Regions from separate parts of the Homo sapiens genome. Here region 1 is linked to region 2. A link is a loop called in an ENCODE intact Hi-C map of the cell type or tissue named here. Cell type or tissue: PC-3. All regions are shown on one strand. Each heading gives the region's core, and the rest is flanking DNA. Links, peaks and the distances in the headings are about the cores only.

Region 1 (7,870 bases), core at 1,740-5,739, 75 kb before region 2:
TGCTGTAGCTGGCACTATAGGCGCACGCCACCACGCTCAGCTAATTTTTGTATTTTTTGTAGAGACAGGGGTTTCACCATGTTGGCCAGGATAGTCTCAATCTCTTGACCTTGTGATCCGCCCGCCTTGGCCTCCCAAAGTGCTGTGATTACAGGCATGAGCCACTGCACCCAGCCCGTGTTGACTCTTTATTGGTATAACCAGGAGTAGGGGCAGACTCACTAGCCAAGGAACTGTTCTCCTGGAAATTGTATCTCAATACTTTGTACTATATATTAAAGACTATAAAAAAGCCTTTCAAAAACAGTTTTATTATTGTTACTTATATATTATTACTTATAGTTACAGCTACATAAATGTTCTATGAACTGAATCAGGTACCATTAAAATTCCCATCACTATCTCTCCTAATAAATTATCATCTTCTAACCTACAAATAGTACCTATGCGCCCTTCTAGATACTGTTTAGTTATTTGCTCATAAACGTACAACGGGGGTCCCCAAAAGCCAGGCAGTGGCCCAGTAGCCGTCACCTGTTAGGAACCGGGCTGCACAGTAGGAGGTAAGCAAGCCAGCATCACCACCTGAGCACCGCCTCCTGTCAGATCAGCAGTGGCATTAGTGCAAACCCTATTGTGAACGGCGGACACGAGGGGTCTAGGTGTTGCCCTCCTTATGAGAATCTAGCATCTGATCATCTGAGGTGAAACAGTTTCATACCCAAACCATCTCCCACTCCCCTGTAAACCAGTCCTTGGTGCCAAAAAGATTGGGGACCGCTGCCCTACAAGATATTCAGGAACAATTTCACACCCTAGTGGCATCAGAGGGATAGAATCATTACATTCATGGAATTCAGAATTTATTTGTGGACAAAAAAGTAGGAGTAGCTTTTTGTAGGATTTTTCTATAGTCTAAGAAGTGATAAGGACAATATAGAGCCTATCTCATGAAGTTATATTCATCTTTGAGGTCCTGACTTTGATGCCATTGGTTTGTAAATATTTTCTAACTCCTCTTATGCTTTTATATGTCTTGTCAATTCTAACAATCACCTATATAGTCATCTTTCCTATTTAACCCAATTTATACTCACACTCCCCTAATTCTGAGTCCCTTTCATGCTCTAATGACATCTCTCATGACATTAGGAGACGTATCTGCGCCTAATACCTACTCTTTCCTTCCTTATGCTGTTTCTCTAATTCTGAAGTTTGGGAGATTATGGACCCACTTAGAGCAAAGGCCACTTTCTGTAGCCTACAAATATTTCTAACTTCTGTTGAACTCCACTTACAAGCACGCAGGAAGCAGCAGGGCAGTAAAAGATGTCATTTTAATCACAGTATGATATTGCATATAAGTTGAATTTAATCTCAGCATCCTTTGGAGTCAACATACCAAGCATTCTGACCTCTGTGCAATTTGCCCAATCAATGCCTGTTTTTCCTTTCGTTAGATCACACTTCCAGAAATACAGTTTCTAAGATTGGGGGATGTGTTAGTTTCCCATGTCTGCTGTAATAACTTACCAAAAACTTGCTGATTTAAACAACGAAATTTAATCTCTCACCGTTAGGAATCTAAAAGTCTAAAATCAGTATCTCTTGACTGAAATCAAGGTGTTGGCAGGACTACACTCTCCCAGTGGGGGGTTTCCAGGTCATAATCTGTGCTTGCTTCTTCCAGTTTCTGGTAGCTATTGACATTTCTTGGCTTATGGCTACAACTTTCTACTCCATCTTCCTATCACTTTCTCCTGTTTTTGTCTGTGTCAAAACTCCCTGTCTCTCTCTTATAAGGATACATGTGATTACATTTAGGTCTCACCCTGATAATCTAGGATAAATTCTTCCTCTGAAGATCCTTAATGTAACCATATCTTTTGGCACACATAGTAATATTCACTCTTATGCTTTATAAGATGATATTCGCAGATTATGGGAACTAAAATATGGTCATATCTTTTAGGCCATCATTTAGCTCACAACAGGGAGAATACTCAGAAAAGAGAGATTCTATTTCTCTGATAACAAAAAAGCTTCAGGAATGGAGTCCCTAGTTTGGAGAGATGTCATAATTAATTCCATGCATAAATTCACATAGACAGTATATTTTGCCCTGTCTAATCAATTCTTTCACATCTAATGGAAAAACGTATGGTCCATGATGATATTTTGGGACTCATACATTGCCCATTAGCAGCCACAAGACTGTTCCCATCTATGCTTTGTCTTAATCACAAACCACAGCCAGGTCTAACTGATTCTTCTGTCAGTAAAGACCAACTGTAGGTTCCCAAACAAAAGGTATTTAAATTCATCTAATTTCCCAGTGAATTTCAGCACAGTTTGTACTTTTTACACTTTACTGATTTTTAGACACTACATAACTGTTAAAGTTGTAAAGAGTAGAAAAAAATAGACCCCATTTTTATGCATTAAAAATTAAAAATGGCAGGCATATCAACATCCCTCATTTGACCCTAAATTTTATTAAAGCAGGGGCTAATGATAATGGGGTTTCTTTTTGTTCTTTTGCATTTAGCAGTCGTGGTCACTGGAGGAAAGCTGAAAGAAAGTAGTGGGTACAAGGCTTAGTGTCACAGAATTGGGAAAGATACAGGCTTTGTGACATCCAAGGTTGACATTAGCTTGCCCGTTAAAAGCCAGTCAGTTAGAATAAAATAAAAATAATAAACTTGCCTCTGAATTCAAACAAGTGTCTTTTTTTCCTCAATGTTATTTTATGCCATAATATAAAGGAACATCACAAAATATTTAACATAATTTCTTCCCTTTGGTAGGTTCAGCCTATCAAAGACTCTTTTCTGCCCTGTGTTTTAGAATTTTTAGCATGCTTTCCATTATTTATTTAGGAAGCAAGCATTCAGGAAATTAAAAATTTGGCTCTTCACAACTGTAAGTGAAAGAGTAATTTATAAAGGCTTTTAAAAAATACTTTAAACCTTTCAGAACACTGTTAATTTACTGCATGTTTTGGTTTGTCACATGACTTTTTAGAATAACAAGATCCATTTAATCTACGAACTCATGCTAATTTCCCCTTGAAAAATGCTCACCACAGTCTCTCTTGCCCTTCTGACAGCTTTTTTCTGACCAACTGGAGGCCATAAAATATACTACATGCTAAGAATTGTCTACACTTCCTAACTCCCTCACTAACAATGCCTGAAAGGCATAGAAAGATGACTAATGACTTATCATGTTTGCTGAACACATGGCTGGTAAGTGGAATGGCTAGGCTGAAGAAAAAGGTTAGTAGGTCCCAGGGTGTGGACTCCCATGGTTAAATTAAACCGACCTGGAAAATGCTGCCAAGGAGTTAGCCACCGTCTTCCCACCATATTGAAGGGAAGCTGAAATGGGCAACTTAATCTAGTGCAACTTGTTAGAGACTTTTGATAAAATAATAACACTTTTTTACTCTCATTTGTTTCTCTTGTTAGAAGTTTATTTGTTTTAATATTGATTTGATAAAAGTAACACTAGCATTATTTAGGATTGGGGTTCCCTGGGGTACTTTAATCACTTCCCAGCAATAGATTAAATATAACTTTGTAGTAATCTTGTCCCACAAATGTCAGTGGATATATAGAGAGATAAATATCTATGCTTATATATTACTATGGCATGGCTAGAGAAGGAAATTCTACAAGCATGCTTATAGAACAGGCAATACATAAGCAAGTAGCCATAGCTGTATTCTAATAAAACATTTGTATGAACAATGAAATTGAATTTCATATAATGTAATGTATCACTAAATATTACATTTTTGATTATTTACCCCAACTCTTTGAAAATACAAAAACCATTCTTAATTCTCAGGTCCTACATAAAAAGACTGTCAGCAAGATTTTGTACACAGGTCTAGTTTTTGACCCTGCTCTAAGAAATAGTAGAACTACAAAATAGAAGAAAAAACGTATTCCCCAAATCAACAAAAAAGAGACCTCACTGCCTGAACCTGAGAATACGCTTACTAGTTTAACGTGTGTGTAAAAAGTACATTTATATTGTGTGATACCATTGAAATTTGGGGGTAAATTTGTTATAGCATTATGATAAATAATATAGATATTTGAAGCAATCTAGACATATTAATATCTAAAATACATCTTATTTTAACACAGTCAAAAAATGAAATAATAGAAAATGATTTCTAGCCTTCTTGGTTTCTAGTGAGACATCAATTCAACCACTCCAAGGTAAATTTTTTTTTTTAAATATTTACAAACGATTCTAACTTTCAAAGCATAGAATCTCAATCTTGGACTTGAGAGTGTGAAGAAATTTTAAAAGCAAAAATACAATTCTCAACAAAATATACCTCAGAGTCAATGCTGTGCTTGTGAATTTCCCAATGTGCAAAGTGAAAGAGTTCTAAAATCCAATTTATTTTAAGAAAACTCATGGAGCCACATGAACGCATTAAGCTTATTTACCAGTTTCTGTTTGTTTAACAACTCACTTTAAACAAGTATGCAAATATATCTATGTCCCACTAGAAAATCAAATAAACTTCTTCTCTAAGTTACACACATTAATTTACACTCATATATTTACACAACCACTTGAGTGAATGATTAGTAGACAGATTTTTTCAAAGCTTAGAGAAATTTTTATAGGAAAATTATTATTTGAATAGCATAGTCATCAAGAGAAAATAAGTGATGACATAATAATCCCTTTGGTGAAGCTAAATTTTACAAGCCCTTTGACCGGAGTGAAACACAGGTGTTGAATAAATGGTAAAGCTTTACTAAATATAGAACATGAGAAAAAATTATCATTCAGTTTATGAATTATTCATTGAGTCTCATATTCAATAATTATTTGAACCCTATGGGCTCTTAGGAGTAGGTCAGCATACTCATAGCCACACAGCACAGATAGCCAAATCTGTAGAACTTCAGTTTTCTCAAATATTTGAGGAATATTATACATGTTTTTAAGAGAAAATGGCTGCCTTTGGTATTTTCTTCAGGCTATGCTATTCAGATCCCGCTTGAAATAATTCAATGGGAAGGTTTGATACCTGGGTGTTTTTTGCTGTTGTTGTTTTTGTTTTTGCTTTTTTTGTTTTTTTTGATGAGTATTTGAACTTAGTTTTTGGCTTCTTTGACAGAATTTTAAAATGTTGCCTTTATGTCCAAGCAACCCAACAGCTGGTAGGAGATGCTTTAACTTTTACCTCTTCCCTATGACACCTGACCTCCTTTTCCTCTATGTGAGACCCAGGAGAAACTAGTAATAGGTATGTATGGAATAATTATTTTTAGACAAAAATCATCCCAAGTTCTATTTTAGCAAGTTAGTAACTAATGCCCTGTTACCTCAAACTCTGCAAAAAGGACCCTCTGAAATACACTTAAAGGGACAATGGCCACATTGAACAAAGTAAAGCAAGAGAGGAGTCTGTCTCTCTCGCGTTTCAACATTTCCGTAAGGTGTGAAAGAGAAAAAATTCAGAATGACTTAATTTCAAGATTTATAATGCTTAAATCCCTGAAAAAGGGGTGTAAGGTGACTAATAGCAATGGACCCTAAATTCTCTAAAAAGTCCACATATATATATTTCAAAGCTGCAAATTATGACAGAAAACCTAATATGAAGTTAAGGTAGAAAATATGGATTTACTTGTTGGAAGACATAATACAGAATAATTTCAAATAATTTCTTCAATAATAATACTTTACAACCTGACTAGTAAAATTATCCCATTCATATGGTTTCACTCTGTATCCCCACCCAAATCTCCTCTTGAATTTTGGCTCCCATAATTCCCACGTTTTGTGGGAGGGATGCTGTGAGGGATAATTGAATCATTGGGGCGGTTTCTCCATACAGTTCCTGTGGTAGTTCATGTGGGCTCATGAGACCCGATGGTTTTATAAGGGGTTTCCACTTTTGCTTCTCTCTCATTCTCTCTTGCTGCCACCACGTAAGGAGTGCCTTTCACCTTTCGCCATGATTGTGAGGCTTTCTCAACCACGTGGAACTGTGAGTCCATTAAACCTATTTTTTCCCCACTCTCAGGTATGTCTTTATCAGCAGCATGAAAACAGATGAATACACCCATAAAGTTGTCACACTCTTCACAAAATGTAACTCAAAACGTATCACAGACCTAAATGTACAATGCAAAACTATGAGACACCTAGAATTTAACATAGAAGAAAATCTACATCACCTCGGTTTTGGAAAGTTTTTTTAGATACAACGCAAGAGGTATGATCCATGAAAGAAAGAATTGAAAAGCTGTATTTCATTACAATTAAAAATTTTTGTTTTGTGAAAGACAGCGTCAAGAGAATGATGAGGAGACAAGCCAGAGACTGGGGGAAAATATTTGCCAAAGACATATCTGATAAAAGTCTGTTATTCAAAATATGAAAATAATATAAAAAACTCAACAATAAGAAAAAAAAATGCAACTTAAAAATGAGCCAAAGACCTTGATAGACACCTCACCAAAGATGATATGCATACGGCAAATAAGCACATTGAAAGTTGATCTACAGCATATGTTATTCAGGACTCGCAAATTGAAACCATGGGATAGCACTATAAACTTATTAGAATGGCCAAAACTCAGAACGCTGACAACACCAAAAGCTGGGGATAATGTGGCACTATAGAGACTCTGATTCATTGCTGGTGGGAATGCAAAATGATACAGCAACTTTGGAAAACAGTTTGGCAGCTTCCTCTCAAACTAAACATACTCTTACCAAGGGATCCAGCAATTATACTCATTGGTATGTACACAAAAAGTTGAAAAGGTATGTCCACACAAAAGCTTGCAGACAGATGTTTATAGCAGCTTTATTCATAATTCCAAAAACTTGGAAGCAAGCAACACGTCCTTCAGTAAGTGATTGAATAAACTGTGGTATATCCAGACAATGATACATTAGTCAGCACTAAAAATAAACTTTAATGCAGTAACTGGAAGAAGCCAACCAGGAAAGGCTACCTACTGTAAGATTCTAACTATAAGAAATGCTGGAAAAGGCAAACTATGAGACACAAAAAAGATCAGTGGTTTGCCAGGGGTTATTAGGGAGGAAAGGATGAATAGGCAGATCACAGAAGACTTTTAGTGGAGTGAAACTACTCTGTATGATAGTATAATGGTAGATACATGTCATTTTAAATTTGTCCAAACCCATAGAATGTACAACACCAAGAGTCAACTCTAATGTAAACTATGGACTTTGAGGCCAGGCACGGTGGCTCACGCCTGTAATCCCAGCACTTTGGGAGGCCTAGGCGGGCGGATCGTGAGGTCAGCAGTTCGAGACAGCCTGGCCAACATGGTGAAGCCCCATCTTTACTAAAAATACAAAAATTAGCCAGGTGTGGTGGTGGGTGCCCGAAATCCCAGCTACTCAGGAGACTGAGGCAGGAGAATCGCTTGAACTCAGGAGGCAGAGTTTGTAGTGAGCTGAGACCATGCCATTGCACTCCAGCCTGGGCGATAGAGTGAGACTCTGCCTCAAAACAACAACAACAACAACAACAAAAACTATGGACTTTGAGTGATAATAATGTGTCAGTATAGGTTTATGGACTGTACCAAATGCACCACACTGGAGGAGTATGTTGATAATGGGGAGGGTTCTGCAATGTGTGGGGGCAGTAGGTACATGGGAAATCTTTGTACCCTCTGTTCAGTATTACTGTGAACCAAAACAGCTCTAAAAAAGTAAGTATTTTAAAAAGAAAGGCAGAATGTTAGCTTTAGGTTTAAAACACATAGCAGAGGTGTTCTGGTTTGAATTGATGGTTTAGTGCTCTGAGAATACTAGTTTAGGGGTAATTTCCTATTTCTTCCCACTG
Region 2 (7,870 bases), core at 1,564-5,563:
TCATGTTATTTTTCTGATTTCAGAGGACAATTATTATTATTTAAAACGCTGAGGAAGGAGAAATTTACTAATTATTTCAATTATTTACAAATCCAAGTGAAGGACCTACTAGTTTCTTAAAACCAATCGTTACATCCCTCATTTCATGTTTAAATATCCTTCTTGAACAAGATAATGTGCCTTTCAGGGATATGGATGGAGCTGGTAGCCATCATCCCAGCAAACTAACACAGGAACAGAAAACCAAACACCACATGTTCTCACTTATAAGTGAGAGCTGAACGATGAGAACACATTGACACAGGGAGGGGAACAACACACACTGTGGCCTGTCGGTGGGGGTTAGGGGGAGGGAGAGCATCAAGGTAAACAGATTATGCATGCGGTGCTTAATACTTAGGCGATAGGCTGATAGGTGCAGTAAACCACCATGGGACACATTTACCTATATAACAAACCTGCACATTCTGCACATGTATCCCGGAACTTAAAATAAAATAAAATAAAATATTTAAAAATCCTCCTTTTCCTTTTATTTGATAAATCATGCATTCATTTATTCTGCCATTAAAACATACTTGTTGACTGATGCCTATACCCTTCTTAATTCATTTTCAGCAAATATACGCAAAGCACTAAGAAAATAATGTTTAAACCTAGATTATCTAGATTGACCATTTCAATTGATCAAACTATTTGTCAAAATTTTCTTCCTAAATATTTTACAAATGGCAGCTGTTTTACTAACCTCCTCAAAGAAAACATGTACTGAGCAGTAATTCAAGATCTGGGTACACAGCAGTAAATAAGACACCTTCACTGAGCTCAGTCAGTCGAAGGAGATCAATGTTAGACAAACTATTACAAATGTTGTGAGCACTGTAAGATGCGAAGGTTGAAATTCTAAAGCAATGGAGAAATGAGTGTGATATATTGTATTGGGAAGAGGAGACTGGAAAGTGTGTTTGAAAAACTGTATTCCCCTTGCAGGAAGAAACAGCGGGTTTCCTTTCTCTTTTATGAGATCTAGGGAAGAAAGAATAAGTTGTTCCTTTAAACAGAAAAAAGGTAGCAATTTGTATTCTAAACTATGCAAATGGACAAAAATTGATCAATTAAGCCGTCTTTCCCTGCTTTCTCTACCACATCCCCAAAATACACACAATCCTCAAATCTAAGATCTAGATTATTTATATTAGCCATTTTTATTGATCAAAGTGCTTGGCAAAGCTCTTCTTCCCTAAGCGTTGTATAAATAATCACTATGTACTGACATCCTCAAGGCAAATAAAGCATATCAAATATTAATCTTAAAATCAATTTGTTGGAAACTAGTGATTTATTTATTGAATAGAGCATGGATTGAATGGACATTTATAAATAGTCTCTATCAGAAATAGAACAGGACTAAATACTATTTACATAAAACATTTTGAAATTCACCCACTAAAAGCATATTAGTCTCCCCTCTGAACCCTCTCCACCACTACACCAAAGGCAAAGCTTCAGTAGTGCCCTATTAAGGATCTTTCAATTTTATATATTAAGGGACATTTGGCTATCAGTTTCTGATAGTCTTTATCATGTTAAGGAAGATTTTTGCCTGTAGTTAAGCTGTTTAATAAGTCAGAGAAGTAACGAGACAGCATAGTGGTAAAAAGCTTAGACTCTGGGGTCGATCAGTACAGATTAGAATTGAAGCTCTGAAAATTTCTAGCTTTGTAGTCTTGAGGCAGTTACTTTAACCTCTCTTAGCTTCAGTGTCCAGCAGGTGTCAAAACGAGTGTGTCTCTGCCACAGACATGATATTAACTGCGACGTCTTTGGTTGCTCTTTGACTTGGGTTCACGGGGCCAGGGGTGAAGTGGCAGGTGAATCTTTTCAAAGCTGTTAAATGTCTGCACGTGGAAATCTTTCCCAGGGTCTCTAGAACTTGTGATAAAACAGTTTTTTGCTTTTATGGGAGATAAACTGACTTAGTCTCTGTAACTTAGGTGAGAGATCATATATGAATCCCTTTTGACACCCTTCTCTTTTTTATTTCACCCCCTATATACACACATTCACATACTAATGTTTTTAAATTTGTATGATTAATTAATAGAAATGCCAAGAAATTTAGAATCCTAAGGAAATAAATAGAAAAATGAGTTTCTGGCCCAAAGCTTTGTTATCCCTCTGTAAAATTAGCATCAAAGTCAGGATTGATGGGGGATATGTTACTGATAACTGCTTCACCCATTTGTGCTTTCCCCTAGTAGGCTAACTTTACAGAATTGTGATTTCCAAGAAGTCTTTTGTTCTTTATATCACCAAACTGTTGTTTTCTTTCTCCTACTCCCTCTCTCTGTTCCACGAGTACATTATTGATATACCATGATTCTAACCCAAGTGAACACATTTTCAAACCCGCATACCTTTGTTATATCCAACTCCCTTGGTTCTAGAAATCTGCCACTATAGACTTAACATTGTGGAATAAAGACTTCTAATCCTTTTGGCATGTACAACAGGGTGTTATGTATATGTCCTCTTACATTATGAGAAACATCAATGTAACTTAAATATTTGCTGTTTCCTAGAAATGCTATTTATGTTCTTATTTTCCAATGTTATTATTCTTATTCTCTTACTGTTGGTGTGTTTAATAGAATTTATATGCAAGTACACTAAAGCCAAAAATCCAATTTTTCTCTGAGCACACACAAATAGCAAAATTTTCTTTGTTCATTTGATTTAAAAGCAATACATAAGTCCATTATCAGAGAAAGAGTATTCTCAAAAAATAACTTTAAAAATGATAAAGGAAACGAATACACCACTTGTTTCAGTCGGTTAAACAATGAATTCATGTTTGATTGTGGCGCGTTCAAATTTTTAAGACTCAGCACCAAACTACACAGGCTATTTCTAAATTACTGGTCCTTCCCAAAACAGAGCCCGTCTAACAGAAGCAGTGCTGGTTGTTATAAGATACTTGAAATCCTCCCTTCTTTTTTAGAAATTGTGAATCAGCATCCACCGAATAGATACAATGACTCCACTGGTATGAGTGACCCCTAAAGAAGGCATCCTGAGGGGTTCAAGTCCCAAGTCCCTATTTCGTGACTTTTAATCTCTTTTTATGAACATCAATCATTTTCTCTCCTCTAACTTTCTAACTCTCTCCTGAGGGAAATAAAGATGTTTGAATAGCCACAAACAAAAATATGTAGAGGGAACAAAACTAATTGTTCCTTAAACTTGAAAAAGCACAAACAACTAGATATAACATTTTAAATATCATCTTTATAAGACCTTCTTTATTTAATAATATATGCCTCAAATTCTATAATCTGTAGTAATTGTGACTGATACCAATGTTTAACCCAAGTGAATCATAATTGTATTAACTAAGCTTCTGTAACTGTTTCAATAAAACTCTGCATAAAAGATTAGCAGGCACTGCCAAATATTTATACTCTGCAGTTATTCCTGGTAAGGAGCGCTGTTCAATCAGTGGGATTAAATTTAACAATGTTTACCTGTGTGTAAGCCTCCGGTGACTAATGCAGACTGCAGTCTGAGAATCTTGAGCAATGCATACTTTATGGCGACTACATTTCATCTTTAAGCATGGATCCTTAGCTGGATCTAAAGCTAAAAAAATTGCAAAGAAAATATTAAAATAAGCTTCTGTAAAATGGAGGTATCAAATCCCATCAAACACAATTTGATCAGGTCATTTACATAATGCTTAATTGTAAACTTTCTTCACATTCTTTCTCTATTAAGAGAAACTTCTGCTTCTACCCACATAACTCAGAGTTAACAGCTAGCTGTAGTTGTCTCATCCACTCTATTCAGAAGCTAAGATGCACATATGCCTATGATCAGACAATGTGTTATCAAAATAGAAACTTTAAGACTCAAACTCTCTGTAGTTGCTACTGCCTTCTAAGCAGCAAAGGTGGTGAAATAGAGTATGTTACTGAAGTATTTTATGACAGTGGAAAACTGCAATCTATACCCTTGCTTTCCCGAGATAAATGCTGGTGGGTCAATAAAAGGGACAAAATGAACAAACAAAAATGTCAGTGGACATTAATGGATATCTTTGGCTATCCAAAAATAGTCTAGAGCTGTATTTGGAGACTGGATGAATATATCATAGTAAGAACTGAGATTCTGCATTTTCATTTTTACATCATTTGTGCATAATATTTGGACCACCATTTCTTCAAACAAACCTGTCTTGATGGCTGTCAACAAAAAGGCTATGTGAAATGTCGACGGTTTCATTTTATAACATCTTTATTTATATGTAATTCACATACTACACAATTTGGGCAGTTAAGTTTACAACCAATATTTTTCAGTATGTTTGCAATTATAAAATTATCACCACAATCAATATTAGAAGAATTTCATCACCAAAAATACCCAAACATATCGTCTTGTTATCATTATCATCCCCTATTCCCTCTCCCCTCCAACTAGTATTAGGCAACTACTCATCTAATTTCCATCTCTAGAGATTTTCCTATTCTGGACATTTTATATAAATTGAATGTTAAAATTTGTGGTGCTTTGTGACTAGCTTCTTTCACTTCGAACAATGTTTCTGAAGTTCAATCATGTTGTACCATGAATCACTACCTAATTCCTTTATATTGCTGAATATTATGCCATTTTACATATATACCACATTTTATTTATTCACTAGTAGATATGAATTTTGGTTGTTTCCACTTTTTTGGCTATTGTAAATAATACTGCTATTGGTGATCGTTCATGGTTAATCCCAGTGACACTTTGTTGTAATTTATTGTTGGGGGCAGACCAGAGGAGGAGTTGGTACAAATAAACAAAAGGCACTGAGTGTCCAGATTTGGTACATGCCAAAAGTGAGAGAAAGAAACAATGAAATATGGTAAACAAAAAATTCTAGTGCACAAAGAGAAATAAAACCAGAAAAATGTGCATTTGGAATATGCAGAAGTATTTGGAAGGGTTCCAGGCTGACCAGCGGAAATAAAATGTGGATTTGAGATAATCTTTGAGGGTAACTCAAGCTGATTCTTAAGCATATTTAGTCAATAGCCTAAATAAAGTGAATATATTTTGATAATCAATGCATTTTATTTATTTTATTATATTTTATTTTATTTTTGAGACAGAGTTTCTCTCTGACGCCCTGGCTAGAGTTCAGTGGTGCGATCTCGGCTCACTTCAACCTCCACTTCACAGGCTTAAGTGATTCTCCTGCCTCAGCCTCCCAAGTTGCTGGGACTACAGGCGCCCACCACCATGCCCAGATAATTTTTGTATTTTTAGTAGAGACGGGGTTTCACCATGTTGGCCAGGCAGCTCTTGAACTCCTGACCCGAAATGATCCACCCACCTTAGCCTCCCAAGGTGCTGGGATTACAATGGTGAGCCACTGCCCTCGGCCTGATAATCAATATAAAATACAGATATAAGCTATAATATATATGCACATATATCTTACTGATTTCAAATATATAAAGTATATTTCTGCAAAACTCTTGTTAGAGATTTTACATAACCATGAGATTTAAAATAAAGAATGTTAACACATATCATTGGTGACATTTTAACTAACAGACATTTTATATTATTCCATGCTAAAGTGGTCAAGACATTAAATGCATCTATTTGGAAGATAAATGTTTCAATTTTCTCCATACTAAGATAATTTTTTAAATAAGTAATGATTAGATTAATTATAGCTTTCCTTGTTTGGTCAGTAGCTTTAATAATGAAAATAAACTATATTAATTTTTCATTGTCTATAACATGTTAAATATACTTTGTTCACTATGCAAATGTAAATTGCTACAACATTCTTTTCAGACTATCACAGTTTGAATCATCATTAGGTAAAAAAAAGCTGTCTTCGAAATACTGCACTACAAAAGTGTATGACTTCTTGTTGGACAACATAAAAGAAAAAAACACACTATAACTTAGAAGACATTAAAAGTGTTTTGAGCTATTTCTAATGTTTAGCCTATGTTGATGTCTAATTACTAAAATCACTTTTTAAAATTCATTAAACAATTCTGCCTAACAATTAAATAATGTACTGCCTCTGTACTATATGTACATATATGTCATATACTCCTTTTGAGTATATTTAATCTTGGACTTATGTTCTGAAAAAGGAGTGTTTTCATTTTGAAATAAAACACTATAGTACATATAAAATTTTGATTAATCTAGTTACGATTCCAATGCAGACTGGTATGATTATAGCTGTTTCTTTACCTTATAAAATCTGCATTCGATAATTTCCAAAAGTTCTGTCACACAGTTTTGTCATGTATGCTCAAGAAAATGGAACTCAAAAATTGATATACAGTGAAAATAGAACAAATTTAACACATGAAAAATAATGTAATGAGTTTTACATAGGATTTTATGTAAATGACCAAATAAGAGAGGAGCAGTATTTGTCAGGAGATGGAAAATATAGGAGAAAATAAATATAAAGAATCAGATACATAGCATGTACAATAACAAAAAGACCACTTTCTGTGCATGAGATTTTAACCATCTGTATTTTTTAGTAGAACTCACATTGTTGGCAGCTTAAAAAATACAAAACATTACACACTGTAAATACAGATGCCTAAGATTTTATTCTTGAAACCACAACAATAACACAACAAATTTCTCTTGGCTGAAGTCCACGGATTAGAATCAATCCTCTGCCTTAAAGGGACCTGGCATAAATTCATCATCTCCCTCTGTTGTGTTCTTCTTTCCGTCTTGTTTTCCATTTAGCGTCTCCTCTTCTGTTCCGCATGATTGTATTTAGTTTTCTCTCCAGCAACCAGTCAAACTACCTCTAGAAAGATTTCAGCAATTGCATTTGACTTCACTTGGCTATATTCTTTTCTTCATCCTAATCTCTAATAAACTTTCTGGTCAGTGTAAACTAACCTGGGTACCTGACAAGTAAGTTTTTTTTGGTTGTGTTTCAGAAAACACCATCTGTATTTTAAACAACTGCCATATAATGTATCCTTTGAGCGTCATTACATTCGCAGTGTAGGATCTCCCTCAATCTTTTGCCAGAATACTTGTTTTTTAGTCCAGAATTTTTCCCAGTTACTTCCAGACAAAGCCCTGGGCTTCATTCACATTTGTTTTTGGTCTCACCTACCCTTGCTGCCTCAGGCATTCCCACCATTATGGGCTGGATGAGGCCTGATTCTTCCTAGTTTATGCTAGGACAGATATCGTACAAGAATTGTATCTTGTCTCCAGCAGACTCAACATTTTTGTTGGCAGAGATGTATAAATAGTTATTAATAATTAGAATACATTGTTAAGTGGAACTTACATAACAATATATAATATGCATACACAGAGAGACAGAGAGATCACATGATGGTGAATGGGAGAAAACTAGAATGAGCGACACCTTAGGTAAGTTTTACAAGAATATAGGACCCACCAAGTGCACAAAATGAAGCTCCAGTATAAGTAGATGGAATAAATAGCAAAAATGTAGAAAAAGGATGCCCTACTCATGGAATGGCAGATAGTTCAGGACCAGTGAAATATAAAATGCTCATATCGCCTGTGAGTATCGTGGAAAACACTGAACAGGGAGATGGAAGCTTCTTAGCCTTCCAGAGTTTTATCGTTTTGGTAATGTCATGGCCTGGCATGATTTTAGCTAGAAGAGTGGCATGATTATTTATTGCAGAAAGACCACACACAAGAATTTGGAGATGGTTTGAAGTGTGTGTGATTAAGACAGGGATATTAACCAGCTGTATGAGAGAGAAAGAATAAGAACCTGATCTAAGATAAATGGGTGTGAAGATGGAGAAGAGGGGATGCATTTCAAAAAGGA

Evidence for each region. Hi-C counts contacts between places; a loop is a spot of excess contacts. Peaks named below come from ENCODE experiments on the same cell type or tissue, not always from the same donor. Only the 100,000 strongest peaks of a DNase experiment are listed, where the experiment ranks them.
Region 1: a loop joins it to region 2, with 6 times the contacts of the local background. A loop is called at or near these places in 1 of 110 quality-filtered maps.

Annotation. Positions count from the first base shown.
Region 1 is chr4:166,921,440-166,929,309 of GRCh38, forward strand. All of the region lies in intron 4 of SPOCK3 (SPARC (osteonectin), cwcv and kazal like domains proteoglycan 3), which reads right to left. Among named protein-coding and RNA genes, the nearest start is that of SPOCK3, 310 kb to the right of the region's middle. In PC-3, for the core only: no CTCF peak of the experiment used is centred there; a DNase peak (open chromatin) is centred at 3,242; H3K27ac peaks cover 2,114 bases.
Region 2 is chr4:166,996,825-167,004,694 of GRCh38, forward strand. It overlaps SPOCK3 (SPARC (osteonectin), cwcv and kazal like domains proteoglycan 3), which reads right to left. Exons shown (of 11, transcript NM_001040159.2): 4 at 3,525-3,639. Among named protein-coding and RNA genes, the nearest start is that of SPOCK3, 230 kb to the right of the region's middle. In PC-3, for the core only: no CTCF peak of the experiment used is centred there; a DNase peak (open chromatin) is centred at 3,507; H3K4me3 peaks cover 579 bases; H3K27ac peaks cover 1,919 bases.